Regions from separate parts of the Homo sapiens genome. Here region 2 is linked to region 1. Evidence: chromatin loops called from intact Hi-C (ENCODE). Cell type or tissue: chondrocyte. All regions are shown on one strand. Links, peaks and the distances in the headings refer to the core of each region. The heading gives the core; the rest is flanking DNA.

What was found. Peaks named below come from ENCODE experiments on the same cell type or tissue, not always from the same donor. Only the 100,000 strongest peaks of a DNase experiment are listed, where the experiment ranks them.
Region 2: a loop joins it to region 1, with 2.3 times the contacts of the local background. A loop is called at or near these places in 2 of 110 quality-filtered maps.

What each region holds. Positions count from the first base shown.
Region 1 is chr4:147,477,190-147,486,238 of GRCh38, forward strand. EDNRA (endothelin receptor type A) reads left to right here and starts at 3,908. Exons shown (of 8, transcript NM_001957.4): 1 at 3,908-4,187; 2 at 8,423-8,912. The coding sequence starts at 8,493. RefSeq lists enhancers at 4,598-4,697, 4,728-4,807. In chondrocyte, for the core only: no CTCF peak of the experiment used is centred there; DNase peaks (open chromatin) are centred at 3,873 and 4,222.
Region 2 is chr4:147,572,297-147,581,345 of GRCh38, forward strand. It overlaps LINC02507 (long intergenic non-protein coding RNA 2507), which reads left to right. Exons shown (of 4, transcript NR_187416.1): 2 at 385-504; 3 at 913-1,010. Among named protein-coding and RNA genes, the nearest start is that of LINC02507, 7.1 kb to the left of the region's middle. In chondrocyte, for the core only: no CTCF peak of the experiment used is centred there; no DNase peak of the experiment used is centred there.

The DNA.
Region 1 (9,049 bases), core at 255-8,254:
CACATCTAAGCTATATGGTATAGCCTATTACTCATAGGCTACAAACTTGTACAGCAAGTTACTGTACTAAATATTGTAGGCAGTTGTAACACAATGGTACTTGTGTATCCAAACATATCTAAACATAGAAAAGGTATGGTAAAAAAAATATAGTATTACAGTCTTTTTTCTTCTTTTTTTTTAAAAGCATATTTCTCAAATCTCTTGCAACTTAGGTATTATAATCCTATGGGACCACGTGTGGTCTGCCATTGACCAAAATGTTATGGGGCACATGACTGTGTTTACCTCAAAAACAAATTGCCTCTAGTCAGTTTTAATTAAAAATGGATCTTCAACTAATAGGGCTTGTCTTTTCATCTCCAGACAGGTGTGTTTGCTGCCAATAGTCTTGGCCACAGCACTAACCAATGAGAAGGCTGTAGTGACAGTTTCAGGTCTCTGACATACATTTCCCCAATTTCTCTGCCTTTACTCTCACAACCAGTCTTTGTGGTTCTTCTCTGAAAACTTCAGGTTTCATTGCTCCTAGAGACCTTAACCATGAACACATCTCTAGCAAATACTGTGAGACTCAAAACCACTACTGCATTTCAAGTTTGAGGATCTTGGGAGTTAGCAACTGTGAAATGGATTTACAAATTTAAATCAAGAAACTTAAATTCAGAAGAACATTTGCCCCAAGGACACATGAAAAAATGGTTTTTTAAGTGCTATATTGAGTACTTCTTAATCTTCAGCACTTTTTGTTCATGAAATCAATACAATACTAACATGATGCCAAGATAAGTTCATTACAGTAATCCTCCACTTAGTGAGCTACTTGAACCAGAAGTCAAGTGTGATCAGGATAGTTTCCCCGAAACCCAGAAAACCTGCAAATCTGCATCCAACCCACTTTCCAGGGGAAAGAAATAACCTTTGGAAGTCAAGTTGAAAAGCTTAGTCAAATATATTAATTATATGTTCTTTGAAAGTAAAAAGCATGGAATATAGAGTTGGGGCAAGTATATAAAGTATTATCTATGGGGAGAAAGGTAACTGGAGGTAAAGTTAACTTGACTAAAAACTGGTTCGAGTCCCCTGAAGTCATTTGCCCCAAGTAAAGCTGAGAAAATGAGGATATAAATCTCCAACAGCTAAAGAACATTTATGTTGTTCTCATCTAGAATGAGGCAATCCTATTCTCTTACAAAGGCAGGTCTATGCTGATTATTCACATAAATACACTTACTTATGTTTAAAGATCTTAAAAGAGACAGTAAACTCATTTTATGAATTTAGAGGGCAGATCAACAGGTAACGTATAGAGGCAGATTTCATTTTGATGTCAGGAAGAATTGATTACGGTAAAAGATACATAACATAAATTTACCATTTTAACCATTTCAAAGTGTACAGTTCATTGGCATTAAGTACATTCACATTGTTGTGCAACCCTCATCACCATCCGTCACTGGAACTTTTTCATCATCCCAAACTAAATCTCTGAAACGTATGAAACAGTAAGTCCCCATTCTCCCCTCGGCACCTCCAAGCCCCTGGTAATCACTATTCTACCTTCGGTGTCTATGAATTTAACTATTCTAGGTACCTCATCTAAGTGGGATAATAAAATATCTATCTTTCCTTTTATGTCTGGCTTATTTCACTTAACATAATATCTTAAACGTTCATCCATGTGGTAGCATATATCATTCTTTTTTAAAGCTGAATAATGTTCTGTGTTATGTACATGTATTTATATACATATACATACATGTATATACCACATTTTGTTTATCCATTCTTCCACTGATGGATATTTGGATTGTTTCCATCTTTTGGCTAGTTTTCACCTTTTGGCTTTTCTGAATAATGCTGCTATGAATATGGGTGTACAAATATCTGTTTGAGACTCTGCTTTCAATTATTTAGGTAAGTACCAAAAAGTAGAATTGCTGGATCATAGGGTAATTTTATGTTTAATTTTTGGAGGGCTGCCATGCTGTTTTCCACAACTGCTACACTATATTTTACATTCAGACTGGCAATGCACAAGGGTTCCAATTTCTCAACATTCTTGCCAACACTTGTTCTTTGCTGTTTTTGCTTTTGTTTTACTATAATGGCTATCCTAATAGGTGTGAAGGAAGAATTTTTAGTAACTAGTCCTACACCACAGTGAGATCAGCTGTCTCAATAGGTGGGTCATGATGAATGTGTTCTAGCAAAGACTGGACAGATTGACATATTCAGATATGCAGGTGATGCACTGTCCAAGTGTGTCTGGCCACAGAGTGAATAAGGGCTGAAATCCAGCACATGTTTCACGGGCCAAGATGTGAACTGCCTCTTTTGGGAGGAAGCAGTAAGTTTTTCTTTCCCGAAAATATTGTCAGCTTGCCAAGCCACATGCCCAAAGGGTCACCTTTTTTTAATATAAACAATGGCACTTATAAAAGCTATTAGTTATTCTGGTTGGCTGATTCTCCCTCCTAGAGAAGCTGTAAGATTAGTGAACAGGGTAATATCTAGTCTAACCCTACTAGATGACTATTAAGGCCTCTTTCAATGGTGGTTTTCTGTAGATCTCTTTGATGGTTTTACAAAATGGTCCCTAAATTCTTTGACACTCCTCACACTAAGGGTTGGGCTCTATATACCCTCACCTTCAATCTGGGATTTGTGACTGCTTGACTAATAGAATCAAGCAGAAATGACACGGTGCCAGTTTCTGGGCCCAGCCCTTAAGAAACTGGCAGCTTCCACTTTCTGTCTCTGGGGACATTCACTCTTGGATCCCCGCCACCATGCTGTGAGGAAGCCCAAACCACAAGTCTCCACAAGTCTTTGTGGAGAGACGCACGTGGAGAAAAACTAACACTCAACACCAAGCAAGTGAACTGTCTTGGAAGTGGATCCTCCAGCCCCTGCTACATGGAGCAAAAACGAGCTGTCCCAGACAGGCTCTGCCCAAACTGCAGACTGATAAGCAGAGTAAATGAGTGTTGTTATTTTAAGCCACTACGTTTTATAGTAATTTGTTTAGCTGCAGCAGATAGCCGGAACAGCATGGGATATAACATGACCAGTGCTCCAACCTCACACTTCTACCATGTGCTGACTCTAGCAGTGCACTGAAGGACTCCAAGGCAGGCCTTCCCTGAGGAGACCCCAGTTTTTACTCACATGTCACAGGCAGTGGCCTTTGTCCCTCATCTCCTCTCCCACCCCCAATTTAGGATAAAGTATCTGCCGTGATAAAGACGTTGAGACCCACTTTCTGTAAGGTCGGCTTCTTCATTGTTTGAATTTCTTGAGGTTTCACGGAGCCACGCGCTGGAACCTTCCATAGTCTCTCCTGAGGCTCCTTCTTTGCCCTGGGCTGGAGGTCTGTAGCCGTGGGATGCTGGCTACAAGGGACAAGATAGAAGCAAACCACCTGATCCAGTAAACTGCTGTCCACTTCGGCTCCTCAACGGCCTCTAAGCTTAAGAGGGAGCACGCAAGCCAAGCAAAGGCGGCAGGGAAGACGGAGAAGAAACCACCCGTGGGCCCTGGCTCTGTGTCCAGTTGTTCCGTCACAGATCAAATCTGCCTGCACTAAGAGGATGGGTTCCTCTGCAAGGCCTTTCGGAATTCTGAGTCTTGTCTGTCAAACTCTACCCTCTCTCCTCCACATCCCCCACCTTTTCTTTCAGGAAGGAAATAGTTAAAAAAGACTCCTGCCCTTCAGGGCCTGGAAGGGGGCGGCAGCTTTGTGCTTTTTAGTGGCCGCGTCCCAGGATAGCTGGAAGGTTAGGACGCTCTTGCGGTCCCAGAGTGGAGTGGAAGGTCTGGAGCTTTGGGAGGAGACGGGGAGGACAGACTGGAGGCGTGTTCCTCCGGAGTTTTCTTTTTCGTGCGAGCCCTCGCGCGCGCGTACAGTCATCCCGCTGGTCTGACGATTGTGGAGAGGCGGTGGAGAGGCTTCATCCATCCCACCCGGTCGTCGCCGGGGATTGGGGTCCCAGCGAGACCTCCCCGGGAGAAGCAGTGCCCAGGAGGTTTTCTGAAGCCGGGGAAGCTGTGCAGCCGAAGCCGCCGCCGCGCCGGAGCCCGGGACACCGGCCACCCTCCGCGCCACCCACCCTCGCCGGCTCCGGCTTCCTCTGGCCCAGGCGCCGCGCGGACCCGGCAGCTGTCTGCGCACGCCGAGCTCCACGGTCGGTGCAAGTCTTTCTTATCGGGGACTGGGACTGGGGCGGGTGCGGGGATGGCGGAGACGCTGCCTGGGCCCCTCGGTCGGGAGAAGACGAGAGCTGGGAACGTTCTGGCCCGACCGCCCTGCAGCTTGGGCGACCCGTCGCAGCAGGGGCTGGCACCCACTTGCCCCAGGGCGCGCGGGGAGGCGGGCGCCTTCCGTGAGGGGTGCGCTGCGGACACGTGTAGAGTTCGGGGAACTTCACCTCTCCACGTTAGGGTTTAGGATTCGGAGTTTTAGGAAGAGGAAGCCCAATAGTTTTCCCTGGGTGACCCCTTTTCCCCAGGCATGCAAGAACTTTGAGGAACGCCAAGCTCTGTGGCTTGCTCCAGCGCCTTCTTGTGAAGTTGGCTCCACAGCCTTTTCTTACTGGCTTGCTTTTCCTCCCCCACATCTGGGTCTGGGTATGCCAAGGGTAGCCAAGGGCACTCGGTGTGAGGGACTGAGGTGTTTGGGGAAACCCCCTGTGTAGCTAGTTTTGGAAACCTGCCTGTGGAGGTCTGGGCGTTTTGTTCTGTGCTCGCCTTTAAAGGACACTTGTTGCTTCTCACGTGCAGAAAACAAGGGCTGCTTCTAGATAATCACCCTCTGTTTACATCATCCTAATGGCTTTCCCCTGATAGAGTTGGGGGTGGGAGGCATATTAAACTCAGGCGTTGTCTCTAAGGAGAGTTGCTCATTTCTTAACCAGAGAGCAAAACCTCAGAAAACTTGTAAAAAGTTCCTACTTTTACTTGTTTTTTCCTCCACCTGTAGTTGTCTATGTGTTAGCTAATTGAGAAACACCTTGGCAGTCATTTCATGTAAATTGAATGCTCTAAACTCATGCCATTTTGATAAGGTCTGAATTTCCAAATTACCAATTACAGGTGAACTTTGATCCTGAGAGTCTCATATGTTAAATGGTTAAAGTGTAAGCGTAAGGATTCAGTCCTCTTTCTTAATAATAGTTTTTGCACTCCCCAAACTCTCAGATTCCAAACAGGAAGAATGCTGAATCTATAGACCATGTCCTTCAGGTCTGAACCTGAGATGCTTCACTAGCGCTATGACTGATTATGAGTGATGATTCAAAGCACAGCCTGACTCAGATTCCTGGAAATGAGCTACAGACCCACCTTGGAAGAACCTGCAGTTGAGGGGCTTCTTTCATTTGGTTTTGTACTTTTCAGCCAATGATAATATGACATCCACAGGCCTTTGCCAAGTATCCCTTAGTTTTGCAGCTTAACATGTGTGGAGAGCTGATAGAGAAGTCATCAGAAATGATTTCTGTAGTGGTGTCATTGTTGGAGGAGGAAGGAAGGGGGTTTTAATGATAGCTGGCTCTCATGCCTTAAGAACCCACAGCGTTGGCCTTACCTCCTGGCATAATCAGCTAACCAAGCAGACCAGCATGCTAACGTTCAAAGCACCACAGGACCTCTGATGAGTAGAGCAGTACCCACCGTAGCCAGGTCAGTTCACAGGTCAGTTCCCAGCCGACTGTAACCGGCAGAGAGCCATTCCATTTCTGCAAAGGCCTTCTCTCTCTCATTTTTAAGAAAGCTGTTATTGAAGGTTCCCTTTCATTTGGGAAGCTGGAAGACGTTAGTCACGAAACAGCACAAGATATGAAAGTATTTCTTCTCCCCCCTGTATCTGTGATCCAAAAAGGAGGATGACAAGAAGCTTTTCTCTTGGAGTCCTGGTGTTCCCTTTGGAATGGAAATGGTGTCATTTCATAGGTCTATCAATTTTTGGCCAGATACTCACTCCAGATTATAAGAAGCAGGAAAAAACTGCAAACTGTTTATAATTAAGTCTAGTCAGAGCTGACAAATACATGGCCTGCCTCTAGCCTTGAAAAATTGATATTTTTCCCATTTAATCAGAGTGAGTCAAGTCCTATAAGCAAAATTATGTGTCCTGCCATTTCTTGGCTTTGAAACCTTGACCTAAATACTTCTTCAAGACTCTGGTTTCCTTATAAGTAAAATGGAGATATTGCTCCTGCCTACCTAGAGTCGTAAAGCTCAAGGCAGATAACAGATACATATATAATAAGTTACTATATGTAAATACTATTATTATTTCAGAGTTCAGGGGGAAATCTCTGGGGAAGGCAAAAGTATCCAATACTCGCACTTTATATATACCCTATACTTTCTATGCAACTTGAATAAATCTTATTTTATCCACGTATTGGCCAAACCTAAGCTTTACTGATTTCCCAAGATAATTGTCAAAATTCCTAAAAGTGGTTAACATCAACCTTGAATACACTCAGAAAAAGGATTCAATTTTATTTTTTACTTTTTATTTATTTAATTTTTTTTTTTTTGAGACAGGGTCTCACTCTGCTGCTCAGGATGGAGTGCAGTGACTCGATCATAGCTCCCTGCAGCCTTAACCTCCTGGACTCAAGTGATTCTCCCATCTCAGCCTCCCAAGTAGCTGAGACTACAGGCACACGCCACCATGCCTGTCTAATCTTTTTTATGTTTTGTAAAGACAGGGTCTCACTAAGTTGCCCAGGCTAGTTTCAAACTCCTGGGCTCAAGTGATCCTCCTGCTTTGGCCTCCCAAAGTGCTGAGATTATAGACATGAGCCACCACACCCAACCAGGACTCAATTTTTTTAAGATTAAATTATGACCTGGGTATATACATCACAGACACGTACACACACCACCGCATAAATCAGATTATGTCTTCATTTGAAGATTCATAAAAGCCTACAGAAAAGGAAATATATAAAATATTGAAATAGGATGAGCTATTTTTAATTATCTTTGATTATTCCTTATTAAGGTCTCCTAGACTTCCTGGACAGGAAGGACCACTTGCTCTCTGCAAGTGACTTAAAAATAAATAAATAAATAAATAAACCACACCAGATGGTCTTTGAAAATGTCTAACCACCCTCCTGAGTCTATTGCTTCATCTAAACTCTGGAGACTTCTTTAAAATATTTTACATACAAATAAAGCACAAGAATGAGAGACAGGATGGTTTAGTGGTTAACAGCTCCGGCTCAGAGTTGGACTGACCTGCCTTAGAATCGCAGTGTTGCCACCCATCACCTGTGGCCTTGACAAGCTGCTTCACCCTCCTGGGCCTCTGTTTCCCTATCTTCAAAATTGAACCGTGGATCTACCCCACAGGACCATTGTATGGATTACAGGGCATCATGCACATATAGTACTGAGTACAGTGACTGGCATAAAATAAATGTAGCTATATAGGATGGTTAAAAGATAGCATGGGGACAGGTGTCCCTTGGAAACCAAAATACTATGACTAGCCTGGAAAAGTTCATTACTCCCATTTCATTCATCGGCAAATACCGTATTGTGATGATAATTTCTGAGAAATGAAAAAGCAAAAAAACTCCTGTAAAAAATTTAGATTTTACACATTAATCATCAAGGTTTTCAAAACAAATGTTTTTATCAATTATTTCATTCTTAATTGAAACTAAAATTGTTAGATGTGTTAATGGTGTTAACCAGAGTTCTCATTAACATTTCATAACACTTTAGATGGCTACCTGTGCTGCACTTCATCCCTATGTTCATTATTTATCATATGCAAGACAGCACACATTTTAGAAGATTCAATTTTTACATTCGATAATTTTATTTTATGCCTCAATACCCTGTACCCTTTACTCAGCATATAATGCCTTTTCTCTTTCATTAAAAAATATGTTTGTATCTCAACTCTTGAAGATTTTTGTAATTCAGGTTCTTATCAGCCTGAATGTAGAGAAAGAAGTAACTACTACTTAAAGGAAAAACTGACATAGCCTCATCCATATTATGATGTAGATATAAGTATAGCTATGTATAGAGATGAGTGAGAGAGACAAAGCTAGAGAGATAGGGAGATGGAGATAGAGCTAGAGATGGAAATAGAGACAGAGATAGATAGCTATAGAGACGGAAATGGAGACAGAGACAGAGACGGAGATGACAGAGATGATGGAGATGATGGAGATGGAGATGGAGACTGACATAGAGGAGATAGAGCTTGCCCTAATAGAGCTTCAGTTTTTTTCTGGTTTTGCTCTGTCATAGGGTAACCTGATATACATATATCTTATCTAATCACCAAATATATCCTGCATTTTAATTGAATCAATAAATAATCATTGACTATGATCTTTTTGGCAACTGGGTTTTGGAACAAAAATTATTTTTCCTTTTGTTTCAGGTGAAAAAAAAGTGAAGGTGTAAAAGCAGCACAAGTGCAATAAGAGATATTTCCTCAAATTTGCCTCAAGATGGAAACCCTTTGCCTCAGGGCATCCTTTTGGCTGGCACTGGTTGGATGTGTAATCAGTGATAATCCTGAGAGATACAGCACAAATCTAAGCAATCATGTGGATGATTTCACCACTTTTCGTGGCACAGAGCTCAGCTTCCTGGTTACCACTCATCAACCCACTAATTTGGTCCTACCCAGCAATGGCTCAATGCACAACTATTGCCCACAGCAGACTAAAATTACTTCAGCTTTCAAATACATTAACACTGTGATATCTTGTACTATTTTCATCGTGGGAATGGTGGGGAATGCAACTCTGCTCAGGATCATTTACCAGAACAAATGTATGAGGAATGGCCCCAACGCGCTGATAGCCAGTCTTGCCCTTGGAGACCTTATCTATGTGGTCATTGATCTCCCTATCAATGTATTTAAGGTAGGAAGTAACCACAAATGTATTTGCAAATTTAAACCCATGCTCTGATTCCACGTGGAGAGTTGCTGCAGACTTTTCTGACCTTTGGAATTTTATCTGTGTTTTTACTGAGAGCTATTTCTGCTGTCTTCTAACTA
Region 2 (9,049 bases), core at 746-8,745, 96 kb after region 1:
ACGGGGTTTCACCATGTCGGCCAGTCTGGGCTCCAACTTCTGACCTCAAGTTATCCACCCGCCTCGGCCTCCCGAAGTGCTGGGTTTACAGGCGTGAGCCACTGCACCCAGCCTGAGCATAGATAGTATTTTGTGAGATTTGTCAGTAACTAATATGATTTGAATATATCTGTGATTTCTATTGGTGACAGTCATAGGTACTGCTAGTACCACTGTGATGTGTTTTTTATATTCATAACTGAAGCAAATGTTAATTTTAAGTTGGAAATGAATGAAAATAAAAATGCAATTCTTTCCATCCACATACTCAGACCCCCAGTTTCTCACTCCCTCCATGAGGCTCTCTTTGATTTCCAAAGTTCTCCTTTTCTCAATGGCCACAAGGGGCAAGAGGCCTGGATGAAGAAATACCCTCAGAAACTCCCACTCTTCTGGTTCCTGCTGAAGACTCCAGTAATAAAAGTTATTCATACCTACCTCCACCATCTTGGCTGGGAAGTCAAGGTATAGCAGAAGACTGAGTGTCTGGGCTACCCTGCCTGGGACCTGGGGAAGGGGGCTGTTGACACCAATATCAGAGATTCAAAGTAACAGAGATGGAAGGGAGGGTAGAATGTATCTGGTGTCTGTTAGAAAAGCACAGCACAGGGCAGTAGTGAAGAAAGGGGCTTCATAGGCGCTGCAACTGACCAAACCACTGCAATCTCCCAAGTGGTGCAAGCACTGCAGTGGCCTGAATGTTTTTGTCCCCACAAAACGCCTATGTTGAAGCTTTATCCCTACTGTGATGGTGTTAGGAGGTGGGACTTTTAGAAGAGATTAGGTCATGAGTGTGAAGTCATCATGAATGGCATTAGTGCCCCTATTAAAGGGACCCCAGAGATCTTTCTTGCTCTCTTTCCTCCATATGAGGATACAGGAAGAAGATAGCAGCCCGCAACCCGGAAGAGGGCCCTCACCAGAACCTACCATGCTGGCACCCAGACCTCAGACTTCCAGCCTCCAGAAATGTGAGAAATAAGTTTCTGTTGTTTATAAGTCATGCAGTCTACTATAGTTTGTTATAGCAGTGCGAACGAACTAAGTCAGGTCCCCCAGGGTGTTTCATGTGCTGTGTCAAGGGGCCAGACATGTGACTTGTTCAATGTCTCACTTATGGGGGGCCACTTTGTGCTAGGCACTGTGCAAGATGCTGAGAGTAGACACCTTGGCTCTCATGGATCAGGAGCCTGGCACCTTCACTGCTGTCTGGTAACTGCATGAAATGCCCAGAGCCCCTCTGTCTGATAAATAAAAAAAAGAATAAAGAAGCCAGACAGTCCACAGCAGGGTGCGGTGACTGATGCCTGTAATCCCAGCACTTTCAGAGGCCGAGGTGAGCAGATCACTTGAGGTCAGGAGTTTGAGACCAGCCTGGCCAACATGGTAAAACCCTGTCTCTACTAAAAATACAAAAATTAGCCGGGTGTAGTGGTGCACGCCTGTAGTCCCAGCTACTCGGGAGGGTGAGGCAGGAGAATCGCTTGAACCTGGGAGGTGGAGGTTGCAGTGAGCCGAGATTATGCCACTGCACTCCAGCCTGGGCAACAGAGCAAGACTCCATCTCAAAACAAAAAACAAAAAACAAAAGAAAAACAAAAAAATAGAGAATAAAGAAGACACAGTTGTTCCTAGAATAACTTCCGTTTACTTTCAGCCAACTGGGAACAAATAAAATTCAGGCCAAATTATTTTTGTCATTTAGCTGCCAAGACAGACAGCACTGCCATACATAACTCCAAAAATGTGTTGTTTTCGTCCCTGTGTGTCACACTACTAGCAGCAGAGAGGGCTTCCCTCACAGCTTATTCTGTTATCTAGAACCAAAGATTCCAGGGCTACAAGTGATCTTTAAAAAATCATCTAGTTGGCTGGGCACAGTGGCTCACGCCTGTAATCCCAGCACTTTGGGAGGCTGAGGCAGGCCGATCACCCGAGGTCAGGAGTTCAAGACCAGCCTGCCCAACATGGTGAAACCCCATCTCTACTAAAAATACAAAAAAATTAGCCAGTCGTGATGGCAGGTGCCTGTAATCCCAGCTACTTGGGAGGCTGAGGCAGGAGAATTGGTTGAACCCAGGAGGTGGAGGTTGCAGTGAGCTGAAATCACACCACTGCACTCCAGCCTGGGCAACAAGAGCAAAACTCCATCTCAAAAAAAAAAAAAGAAAAAAAAATCATCTAGTCCTACCCCCTAACTTTCAGAAGAGAAAACCAAATCCAAAAAGGTTAAATTAATTGCTAAAAGTTGAATCTCTAGCTAGGAACTAGAATGCAAGTGCCCAGACCTTGTTGTAGTCCTGATGTTATATCGTCAATGGGATCGCTATGCTAATTTAAGCATTAAAAGCCTTCACACATGCACTGAATGGGTCCATCTACATATGGGAACTGACTTAAACATGTTTTTACTCAAGAGATTGTTGTTTCCCACAGCTTTCCTTTATAACAACTATTCCATGACAACTAAAGAATTGATGATAGATATACAAGATAGAGTGAATGTGATGGTTAATTTTTTTTTTTTCCGAGACAGAGTCTTACTTTGTCACCCAGGCTGGAGTGTAGTAGCATGATCTCAGCTCACTGTAACCTCCACTTCCCGGGTTCAAGCAATTCTCCTGCCTCAGCCTCCCAAGCAGCTGGGACCACAGGCGTGCACCAACACACCAGGCTAATTTTTTTTATTTTTAATAGAAACGGGGTTTCACCATGTCGGCCGGGCTGGTCTTGGACTCTTGGCCTCATGTAATCCGCCTGCCTCGGCCTCCCAAGTTACTAGGATTACAGGTGTGAGCCACTGCACCCAGCCTAAATGTGATGGTTAATTTTATGTATCAACTTTACTGGGTCATAGGGTGTCCAGATATTTGGTCAAACATTATTCTGGGTGTTTATGTGAGAGTGTTTTTTGGTGAGATTAACATTTAAATTGATAGGCTAAGGAAAAATTACCCTCCCTAATGTGAGTGACCCTCACCTAATCAGTTAAAGGGCCTGATCCGAATAAGAAGGCTGACCCTCCCCCAAGTAAAATAATTCTTTCCGCCTGGCAATCTTCAACATGGGACACTGGCTTTGTTTCTGTTTTGTTTTGTTTTTTTTAGATGGAGTTTCCCTCTTGTCGCCTAGGCTGGAGTGCAATGGCATGATCTCCACTCACTGCAACCTCCGCCTCCAGGGTTCAAGTAATTCTCCTACCTCAGCGTCTTGAGTAGCTGGGATTACAGGTGCACACCACCACGCCCAGCTAATTTTTGTATTTTTAGTAGAGACGGGGTTTCACCATGCTGGCCAGGATGGTCCTGAACTCCTGACCTCAGGTGATACGCCTGCCTTGGCCTCCCAAAATGCTGGGATTACAGGCATAAACCACCATGTCTGGCTGACACTGGCTTTTCTCCTGCCTTAAGACTCAAACTCAAACTCCTGGATGTTGAGCTTGCTGACCTTTAGACCAGAATTACACCATCAGCTCTCCTGGTTCTCAGGACTTTAGGTTTGGGCTGAAACTAAAGCATTGGCTCTCCTTGGTGTCTGAAAAATGTCCTCCCTTATGACTTTCTCCCTTACCTTCTTCATTCACCTCTACTCTCAGATATCACCTTGGCTGACTGACCTCTCCCCACAAGATCTTGGGATTTGCCAGCCTCCATAATTGCATAGGCCAACTTCTTATAACTAATGTTTCTCTAAAGAATGCTGACTGAAACAGTGACATAGTCATGTGCAGTCTTATGTTCTAATATAGTCTTCCTATTAGAGATAAAATTAAAAAAAAAATTCTGACTCTCCTGTGTTTCAAAATGCACCTTGATTTTTTGTTTTCTTTCTTTCTTTTTTTTTTTTTTTTTTTTTAAGATAGAGTCTCACTCTATCACCCAGGCTGGAGTGCAGTAGCACACTCACAGCTCACCACAGCCCCGGCCTCCAAGGCTCAAACAGTCCTCCAACCTCAGCTTCCTGAGTAGCTGGGACCACAGGAAGGCACCACCATGCTCAGCTAATTTATTTATTTTTTGTAGAGATAGAGTCTCCCTATGTCACCCAGGCTGGTCTTGAACTCCTGGACTCAAACAATCCTCCTGCCTCGGCCTATCAAGGTGCTGGGATGACAGGCATGAGCCACTGCGCCTGGCCCAAAAGGCACTTTCAAAGTAATTTTATTAGATTTTTCCAGCTGCTAATACAAATCATTTGGTAGCACCACCATAGATCAGACACATTAAAAAACAAAGAATAAGTGTGAAATCCCAAAAGTGATCACCAATATGAACACTACAATATTCTAGTTGTTTTCTATTGAATTAGGAGATTGAGTTCCTGCACTGGTAAATTTTATTACTAGATCATAAGTCCTCTGGGAAAGCAGGTCAGCTTAGGGTATGGGAAGAGAAATCAGAGTCTGATAAAAAACAGCAATAATCAGCATTTGTTTGGTGTCTACTGTACGCCAGGCACTTTGCAATTATTCATTCATCCAACAGATATTATTGAGCACTTTTTATGTTCCTGACATTGTTCAAGGCTCTGGAGATACAGCCATGTTAAAACAGATTTGATTTCCTGTTCTCATGGAACTTACAGTTTAGAGAAGGGAGACAGACAAGTAACAAATGTTATAGAGAAAAATTAAGTAAGGTAGTGCCAGGTAAAATAAGTTCTAATTTTCGTCAGAGTTGTCAGGGAAGGTATTACCAAAGCCAAGGTGACATTTGAGAGTAGAGCTAACCAGATGTGGTGGCTCATGCCTGTAATCCCACTGTTTTGGGAGGCTGAGGCAGGCAGATTGCTTGAGCGCAGGAGTTTGAGATCAGCCTAGGTAACACAGTGAGACCCTATTTCTACAAAAAATACAAAAAATTAGCTGGGCATGGTGTTGTGCACCTGTAGTCCCAGCTACTCAGGAGGCTGAGGTGGGAGGATCACCTGAGCTCCGGAGGTCGAGGCTGCAGTGAACTGAATTGTGCCAAAACACTCTAGCCTGGGCAAGAGTGAGACCCTGTCTCAAAAGAGAGAGAGAGAGAAGAGAGCTGAATGAAGGAGGTGAGAAAACAAATTTCATATGGGGGAACATTTTTCAGACATGGGAGCAAGCAAGTACAAGGGGCCTACTGCAGATGGATGTTTGTGTGCTCAAAGAACAGCAAGGAAGCTAGGAGGGCTGGAGCAGAGTTCAGCAAGGAGACAAGTCATAGAAGAAGATAGGTCATAGAAATAGCAATGGACCAGATTATGCAGTCATAAGCATCTTTGAGACAGATAGTAATGTTAACATAAATGAGATAACTGGGATTCAGAGAGGTTTGCAATTTTCCCACCATAACTCAGCCTGTTGGAACCTGGCTTAGACCTAGGTATATGAGTCTAGAGCTCTTTTTTTCTTTTCTTTCTTTTTTTTTAGACACTGTCTCTGTTGCCTGGCTGGAGTACAGTGGCGCGATCTCGGCTCACTGCAACCTCCGCCTCCCAGATTCAAGTGATTCTCCTGCCTCAGCCTCCCGAGTAGCTGGGATTATAGGCACATGCCACTATGCCCGGCTAATTTTTGTATTTTTAGTAGAGATGAGCTCTTAATCTTCCCACTTCATTATGTTATCTTTCTCCAGAAAAAGCTTAAATCCTCTCTGATGGTTTTGTATATCCCTAGTATAGTGCTTACAGTAAATATTTGCCTTTTCTTTTTTACTAGCCAACATCACGTATCCTTCCTTTGTGGCGAGAAATCCCCATTGTGTCCGTCTTGGTTTGTCATAGTGAAATCATGTGGTTTCATATTCCTTCTTCCCAGTCTAGGCAGCTAGGGTGAGGGCATGGGATCTGAGTCAACTCGATGCCCCTTTCCTAGACTGAAACTTGAGAATGTAGTGCAAAGATGCAGGGTCAGGTGGCCACATGAGTCATCTGGCAATGCTGGTGGAGAGCATCTAGCAGGGCAATGGCAGCAGTGGCATCCTGACCGGAAGTGCCTGCAGTATGACCTTGGAGGTATTCCTAGAATCCTCCACTTTTCTTGGCCTGGTTTCCATCATTGCCAAATATTCTGTGACCCAAAAAAGTTGAGGGAGCACCTTCAGCTCCAATTATGTACTCTTGCTGAGAAAAATTGTGTAAGACTTCGGAATGCGGAAAAAAAAAGATTACTTTTTTCTCTGAAGATTTATTTTCTTTTCTAGAATGTTCTATACAGCATACTCTTCCCATGATATTGCTACCTTTTATTGTATTTCAACTATTTTACAACTCTATAATTTGTAGAGAGCCAAAAATAATACAAATGTTTCTTGTCCATACAAATGCAAATTAGTTGTATTGGAATGCAATTGATTATCACCTGTGGATAGATCAATGTTACATATGCCTTCAAATTCATGTGAGCTTTTTTTTTTTTTGAGACACCATCTGGCTCTGTCACCCAGGCTGGAGTGCAGTGGCCTGGTCACAGTTCACTGCAGCTTCGACTTCCCTGGCTCAAGTGATCCTCCCTCCTCACCCTACAGGCATGCACCACCGTGCCCAGGTAATTTTTTCTATTTTCTGTAGACACAGAGTGTGACTATGTTGCCTAAGCTGGCTCAAGCAATCCTCCCACCTCTGCCTCCCAAAGTGCTGGGATTACGAGCCACTGCACCCAGCACACTTTAGTATTTTTTATCTTCTTACATATGTGTATGGTACTTTAAATTCTACTTTCAACCTGTTGTAAGTTTTTACTGGTTCTCTCAATAGTTAATGATTTAAATAAAATCTATGCCAAGTCACATTTACTTATCCATTTAAGCATTCTTTATCTGCTTATATGTATGTATGCAGTACTTTGAATTCTTTCAACCAGTAACATTTTATGGGTTCCCTCAACAATTAGTGAGTTAACCAAAATTTGTTACATGTATTCATTTTATATTTATATCAGATGCATGATATAAACATTCACCTTTTAAAAATATTAGCCTTTTAAATCATTATATAAAGAAGATGCCTGCACTCACATGTTTATTTCAGCACTGGTCTCAATAGCAAAGTCATGGAATCAACTTAAGTGCCTATCAATGGAAGACTGGATAAAGGAAATGTGGTATATATACATCATGGAATATTATGCAGTCATAAAAAAGAATGAAGTCATGTTCTTTGCAGCAACCTGAATGGAGCTAGAGGTCATTATCCTGAGTGAAATAACTCAGAAACAGAAAATCAAATACCACATGTTCTCATTTATAAGTGGGAACTAAACAACAGGTACACATGGCCATAAAGATGGAAATAATAGACACTGGGGACTGCAAAGATGGGGAGAAGGGGAGAAGGATAAATGTCAAAAAAAATTATAACCTATTGAGTACAATGTTCACTATTTAGATGATGGGTACCCTAGAAGCCTAAACCTCACCATTACACAATGTATCCATGTAACAAACCTGCACATGCACCTCCTGAATCTTAAAATAATAATAATAATAATAATAATGTAAAAATAAATTTTTAAAAATTAGCCTTTAACAATAATGAACAGGAAAAAAAATCACATCATGGTTCTGTCTTCAGCTCAGAGGTCTCCCCTCTCACCTCCACCCACCACACACAGCCATGTACTTCATGGAACAGGAGACAAGGGCTCACCTTAGTTCTGGCCTTAACCAATTTGCTAATTCACATAGCCTCCATGGGCTTCAGTTTGCTCATCTTCAAAATGAAGAGGATGGCTTCAACACTCTACTATTTGTATTAGTCCATTCTCACACTGCTATAAAGAAATACCTGAGGCTGGGCACGGTGGCTCACGCCTGTAATCCCAGCACTTTGGGAGGCCAAGGCAGGTGGATCACCTGAGGTCAGGAGTTCGAGCCCAGCCTGGCCAGCATGGTGAAATCCCATCTCTACTACGAATACAAAAATTAACCAGACATGGTGGCATGTGCCTGTAATCCCAGCTACTCAAGAGGCTGAGGCAGGAGAATCGCTTGAACCTGGGAGGCAGAGGTTGCAGTGAGCCGAGATCATGCCATTGTACTCCAGCCTGGGCAACATGAGTGAAACTCTGTCTCAGAAAAAAAAAAGAAAGAAAAAGAAAAAGAAAAGAAAAAGAAACATCTAAAACTGGGTAATTTATTTAAAAAAAAAAAAAAGAGGGTTAATTGGCTCACAGTTCTGCAGGCTGTACAGGTTCCAGGGAGGCCTCAGGAAACTTGCAATCATGGTGGAAGGCAAAGGGGAAGCAGCCAACGTCTTACACAGCCAGAACAGGAGGAAGGCAGGGGAGATGACACATTCTGTAAAACAACCAGCTCCTAAGAGCACTTACTCACCACCACAAGAGCAGCACTGAAGGGGAAATTTGCCCCCATCATCCAATCACCTCCCACCAGACCCCACCTCAACATTGAGGATTACAATTCAACAAGAGATTTGGATGGGGACACAGATTCAAACCACATCACTATTCAACTCAGCTCTGCTTCCTTCTGATTTACTGTGTTACCTACCCTATGTCCTTTCCCCACACTATCCCTTGTGAGCTTCTCTTTCCTTTTTCCTGATACTCCTGTGTTTACTTCTCTTTATTTCACCTTCCAACATACCATGTCCTATTTTCCTACTCTTACTTTCTCAACGTTTAGCTCCTCTGTATTCAGCTTCCTGTCTCCCCACCTCCCAAAACACACACACACAACACACACACACACACACGAATACAGAGCTCTTTGTGGGAATCAAACGACTATAAAAAAAACTTGTACTTATTATAGGATTACATGGAAAAAACAAGTAATTTCCACTCAGATTTGCCCTCAATCCCTCCAGAGAAACTACCTCAAAACAAAATAAACAAGTGCTTTACTAAAAAACAAACTAGTAGAACAAACAAACCACTTTGATCCCACTGTTCAGTTTAACCCAGAGGTAGATAATAGCACAAGTAATGTGCTTTCTTTTTATTCCTCCATGATTTCTCTTGCCAGAAGCACATTCAGACCCTCAGCCTTCCCCAGAGGGGCACATCCGTGCTTAC